Regions from separate parts of the Mus musculus genome. Here region 1 is linked to region 2. The links are chromatin contacts, found by POLR2A ChIA-PET in ENCODE. All regions are on one chromosome and are shown on one strand. The core of a region is the stretch at or near the end of the contact, and the rest is flanking DNA. Distances in the headings are between cores, read along the strand shown. Region 1 holds the start of Tsku (tsukushi, small leucine rich proteoglycan). Region 2 holds the start of Acer3 (alkaline ceramidase 3).

The links. ChIA-PET counts read pairs that join two places held with the same protein, here RNA polymerase II (POLR2A).
Region 1: POLR2A ChIA-PET joins it to region 2 with 10 read pairs in embryonic stem cell. The contact joins the promoter of Tsku here to the promoter of Acer3 in region 2. POLR2A ChIA-PET finds 5 or more read pairs at or near these places in 2 of 5 experiments (Patski and embryonic stem cell).

Annotation. Positions count from the first base shown.
Region 1 is chr7:98,359,769-98,362,676 of GRCm38, reverse strand. It overlaps Tsku (tsukushi, small leucine rich proteoglycan), which reads left to right and starts at 1,389. Exons shown (of 2, transcript NM_001024619.3): 1 at 1,389-1,435.
Region 2 is chr7:98,308,225-98,311,230 of GRCm38, reverse strand. Acer3 (alkaline ceramidase 3) reads left to right here and starts at 1,689. Exons shown (of 11, transcript NM_025408.3): 1 at 1,689-1,883. The coding sequence starts at 1,781.

The DNA of each region.
Region 1 (2,908 bases), core at 140-2,639, 52 kb before region 2:
TTGGATACGATTTCAGACGAGGCCACAGTAAAAAGATTCCCCTAAAGACCTCCTATTCCCAAGGATGATGGATTTTTTTTTTCTTTCCCTCTTTTGGCTTTTTGAAACATTCTTTCTCCAGAGCTAGGCTTTCACACTGACAGTTATCCTGCCTCCCCCTCCTAGGAGACAGGGACCATTGTCCCCTCTCCTCATTAATAGCAGGGTTCAGCCCAGGTGAGTCCCCAGGGCCACATGGTGGAGGGAAGGGAAGGGTCTGAACAACCACTTTCTTCTGAGTGTGAACTTGACTTTGCTGACTGGGAACTTCCTTTTCCTCGGGCAGACACGCACAAGCCCAAGCAAAGATTTCTGTTTTTAAATAATAAGGAAGAAAGAAATGAAAAGACTGTGTGCAACAAGCCTGGGCCACGGCAGGGAAACATGGCTGGAGTTCCCCACCCAGGGGCCCTTTCCAAGGTGGCAAGTTCCTGGGAGGTCCAGAGACAATACCACACTTCCCTCTAACCCTTTACTTCCCTCTGGAGATAGGCACTGTCTGGGTATGTGGATAGAAGTACCTGCAGCAGGCAATTTCTCTCTTCACTCATGTATTTTTTTTCAAACACACACATGTCATATATCATATATATTTGCATATATATATATATATATATATATATATATGCAAATAATTTCGGCAGAAGAGGATGGAAGACTTAAGCCGCTACTACAGAGCAGTTTCCCTTCTTGGAAATCCAGCCAGAAGTTGACTTTCCCTCCAGGAAAAAAAATATGTCTGTTAAGTCTGTTGCTTTCTCCCTCACTTGGTGTCTGCCAGCTTTCCTGCTTTTGCTCTCTCTCTCTTCTGTTCTGCCTTGTCTCTTTTCTCAAACACACCCATTAGTGACTCTGGACCTTTTTTAAAACTTTTTTTTTAAGTGGGGTAGGGGAGAATTTGAGAGAAAAACCCTCACCCACCCATTCTTGCCAACTAATTCTGCTTTCCTACACACACACACACACACACACACACACACACACACACACACTGGCGACCTCCAGATGTTCCCGACCCAGCGGCCATCTGCTGAGATTACTGGGACGCGCAACTGAAGGAAGGCAGAGGGGGCAGGGATCCGGGTTGCAGGAAGCTGGGAGAGGCCTTGTGGAGTAGGAGGGAACCGCGCACTTTTTAGACGCTCCCTAGGGTGGAACCCGTGCTCGGCCGGCGGGGGCAGGGCTGCTAAAACGCCCCCCTAGACTTGCACTTTAACGACGCTCCCTGAGCTTCCTGGCCTGTTGCCGGTGCAGCCACTGGGTGCCGAGCAAGGGGAGCCCGGCGGCGGGCGGGGACGTGGGGCGGGACGAGCGGCGCGGAGAAAAGCGCCGGCCCATGGGCCAACGCCGGGTCGCCTAGGTGAGCGTGCCGAGGCGACAACTGCAGACCTGCCAGGTGGGTGCTGTCGGGAGGCGCAGCGAGATCGGCGCGCATTTGGAGGTTTGGAGCCCGGGACTCCAACCTCACCGCCCCATCCCGTGAGCAGGCCAGCGCGAGGGGCGGGTCCGGGTCCTGCCAAGGCCCCTCAACTTTTCCGGGACACCGAGCCATAGAGTCGGGGGAGCAAGGGTGAGGGCTTTCAGGAGACAAAGGCTCTGCCTGGGGGTCGTGGGCGTGGGCCGGCGCCTCCAGGGTCTTTGTAAGAACACGTGCATCTCACGGTACTGGGTCTTTTGTGGATTTGGGTTCGGAAGCCAGCATCTGCCTTGCCTTTGTGTGTGCGTGGCTTTGCATGGCTATCTCGCTCCAGTGTCCCCGTTTTGCAGCCTTGCGTTTGGTTGTGGGGACCGGTGGGCGCTCCTAGTGTCCGCATACGTGGTCTATGCTTGTCGACGTGTCTGAGTTGAGTATCTGTGGGGTATGTGCGCACTGAGAGCCCTGAAGCTGCCCCGACTCTCTGCTCCCTTTCTGTCCATCGTTTTCCCCCTACTTGGCTTCAAACTTTTCTCTGGGTTCCTCCGGCAACGCCTGTTGGCAGCCCTTCTCTGTCTCACCTCCGGAGGTCCTTTGAGCCGGGAGGGGATGAGATGGATTTGGTGGGTTGGGGGTGATCTGCAGTGCCTGGCGACTGGCCCGGGCCAGGACTGGGCGGAGCGTGCGGGACACCCTCACTGGACCCCAGTGGGAGGAGGGAGGGGACACCGCTGGTCTGGGCTCCGGCCTGAGGCCAGAGACCCGGGAATAGCGTACTGCTGGCAGTAGTCTGCTCTGCGCTCCGGGGACAGAGTGAGTGCGGACTGAGATCAGTCTGTTTGGTGGAGAGACTTGATTGGCTTTGAGTTCCGGCTCTGCTTTAACCCGACCCCAGAGTGAGGGGACGAACCTTCCAATCCAGTAGGTGAGAAAAGCCACGGTTTGTCTGCATCCGGCCTGCTCGCGGCCCCTAGCCCTGATTGGGCTGTGATGAAAAGGGGCTTTCCACACACTAGTTTCCCAAGGGATGGCCAATGGCTCACGTAGGGCACGGGCGTGTTGCAGAGCCCGTTGAGATTCGGTCACTGATGTGGATGAAGTGAGAAGAACTCTATGCCGTGGGAGCGGAGCGCACCGTGGTGGTAACCAGCGTGGCGAGCTTAGCTGAAAGCGGCTCCCGCCCACACTTGGCCAGGCTCAGAGGTGACTCAAACTTTGATCCTTTCTTGCTCCATGCTAGCCTTTCGGATAAGTCTAGACTTGCAAAGCCCTCAGAGTGGGAGGGGCTCCATCCTGTCCGAGCTTTTGATCCTGGGTGGCAAAGATAAGTCAAACACTTTTTTTCCCCAACCATCCACCCCAGTTTGTAACTTAGAACTTTGGTCAGTACTACCCCGTCGGAGTGGGAGTGGGGGACAAACTTGGGAAAGGCAACGATGGTCACTTTCTTTTCGT
Region 2 (3,006 bases), core at 440-2,939:
TCACTCTATAGGCCCAGCTGGGTTTGAACTCAGAGATCTGCCTGCCTCTGCTTTTTGAGAGTGCTGGGATTAAAGGCATGAGCCACCACTGTCTAGCTTAACTAATGTGATATATATATATATATCACATATTTAAAGCAAATACAGATGTACCTTGACTTTCAATGGTTCACCTCTGCTAAACCTATTTGAATGACATCCAATTGTGAATAATGATGCACATCTCTGGCCCCCTCCCCTTTGGTTGCAGCTCACCAGACTCATTTAGAAAATAACAATTGTATATCCCTGTTCTGCACAGTGTGGCCAGGCAGAATCTTGCAGGCTGGCTCACAAAGTATGGGAAGTGTCTCTATTCATGGTGTCATGAGTGTGGGATACGAAGGAAGGACAAAAGGCTCTCAGGTGTGAAAGCCAGGGAGGTCTTCAAGGAGCAAAATTTTAAACAAAAGTGGGAGAGTCGGCATCTTCATAGCAGGGGGAAAGTTTGATGGAGCTGAACACAAAAGGCAGCAGGATGTATCCATTATTTTTTAAGTTTTTACTTCTTCTTCTTCTTCTTCTTCTTCTTCTTCTTCTTATTATTATTATTATTATTATTATTATGCCCCCCCCCCAGTGTGTGTGTGTGTGTAGACACGTGTGCTATGTTGCCTGTACGGAGGTCTGGGGGCAACTTTATGAAGTCGGTTCTCTCCTTGTATTTTACATGGGTTCTTGAGATCAGGTTCAGCCTGCCAGGCTTGCATGGTAAGTGCCTTTAGCCAAACCCGTTGAGCCATCTCACGGACTTTAATAGCCCAGTGTGGAGGTGACAAGGGAGAAAAGCTCACTAAAGAGGCAGAAAATGCTGTGCATGGCCTAAAGGGAAGCCACAGACTTTTTAGTACTTTACTCAGTGTACACGTTTTTTTTTTTTTTTAAGAAAAGATTTGTTTGTTTGTTTGCTTATTTATTTATTTATTTATTTATTTGTTGTATGTGGGTACACTGTAGCTGCCTTCAGACACACCAGAAGAGGGCATTGGTTCTTATTACAGATGGTTGTGAGACACCATATGGTTGCTGGAAATTGAACTCAGGACCTCTGGAAGTCCAGTCAACGGTCCTAACAGCGGAGCCCCTCAGTGTATACTTTTAAAGGATCCTAATACCTGGTTTTTGTTCTGTACATTCTGACTTGTCCCTTTCACTCAGAATGACTTCCTGGGTATCTCTGGAGCTGCCTGGGGGTGTTGTTACTAGTCTCCTCCCTCGTTGGAGGTCCGTGGTCTGAGTTAGACACTGAGGTGTCTCATTGTGCAAGTTTAATCTTGACAGAGAAAGGTTTCTTCTCATTCTTGCCCCAATTAAAACAGACTGCCCTCACACTAATAGAGGCTTGGTCCCATCCTGACGGAAAAGTGGGTCCTGGAAGCCTCCCAACTTACTTCACCCTCACGTCGGGGTCGGCCGGGTTCCCCCCGCCCCTTTCCCTAACTCCTCTGGCTGATAACAACCTCTCCCACTTCTCCGGATTCCCACCCAGGGTCCAAGAGCTACAGATCAGCCCCGCACGATCAGGATGGGTCATTTGCGCCTGCCCCGGGAGCGGTGGGTGGGACTGGGCAGGGAGCGGGACGGGCCAGAGGCTCGGTGGGCGGGGCCTGCCTCTGGGCAGGTTCAGTGACGGCTCTAGCCCCGCCCCTGCCCTTTGGGTAAGGGAGGAGGAAGCCGGAGAGCGCGCTTTGCCTGAGCCGGCCCGAGAGCGGCTGAGCAGGGTGTGTGGGGCGTCAGCGCGATGGCTCCGGCTGTGGACCGCAAAGGCTATTGGGGCCCCACGACCTCCACATTGGACTGGTGTGAGGAGAACTATGTGGTGACCTTGTTCGTCGCTGAGTTCTGTGAGTGGAGCCTGAGGCGAGGGCGCGCGCCGAGGGGAGACGTGTGGGAGAACGCGGAGGGCGAACCTGGCGGCGAGGGTAGGCTCCAGGCCGGGCCCGCGAGCGGCAGCTAGGCGTGCGCGGCCGTGGGAAGCCGGGGAGCCGACGTGGCCGCCAGTGGTGCCTGGACTGGCTTCTGGGGGCCTTCAGGTTGGGGACGAAAGGGACGTACGAGCCGCGCCCGGACCTCGGATGAGAGCGTGAGGCGCGCCGCTGGGAATAGGAGTTCTTACCTGAGCGCGGCCGCTGCCAGGCCGGCCACTGCCCGCCCTGAAGTCGCTCGGGGCTGAGGAGGTCTCTGCCGGGAGGGCCCGAATGCTGCTACCCGGCCTCAGCCAGCCGGGCACAGAGAAGGGGACGCTCACTGGCTTCATCCACCCTCAATCCGGGAATACTCTTCAGGGGCCTTCCCTTCATCTGTCCGTTCTCGGTAGACCACTCACTTCCAGGAGACAGTTACCGTTTCTCAATGCCGGAGCCTCCACCCCCATTCTCACTCCTATTGCCATCCCTACCCGCTGCCTTCTTCTAGAGATCACTGTTCCTCTTGTCCCAGAGGTGGTAGCCAGAGCACCTAGTCACTACTTTCCTCAGCTGCTCTCCCAAGAGACTACCTCTCCCTGCTTCCCCACTGCATCTAGCTTATCAGACTTTCTAGGGGCTAGTGGTCATCTGAGGACACTTATTTCTATGAAAGCACTTTTAGAGTTCACGATTTGCTGCTCCTGGAGACCAGCATTACTAGCCAGATTAGGGTTTTCTCGGGGTGTGTGTGTTTGTGTGTGTGTGTGTTTGTGTTTTCTACATAATTATTCCAACCAGGCAAGAAAGAAATCAGCCACTTCTTCCATCCGCTTTGGTTAGCTTTTGAGAACACGTCCTTTTTTGGTTTCTGGCAAGGAACAGAGAATAGTCTTTGGTTGCTACTGCCTTCTTTTGAATGGATCCACTTTATTAGGCCGTGAGGCAAAACTCTTAGCTAACGTTCTGTACTTAAGTTCTTTTGGAGGACGAGTTTCAGGCCAGATGAGAAAGTCTTGTAGTTTTTCAGGACGTTAGTCCCATGCCCTTGAGGCCATGATTT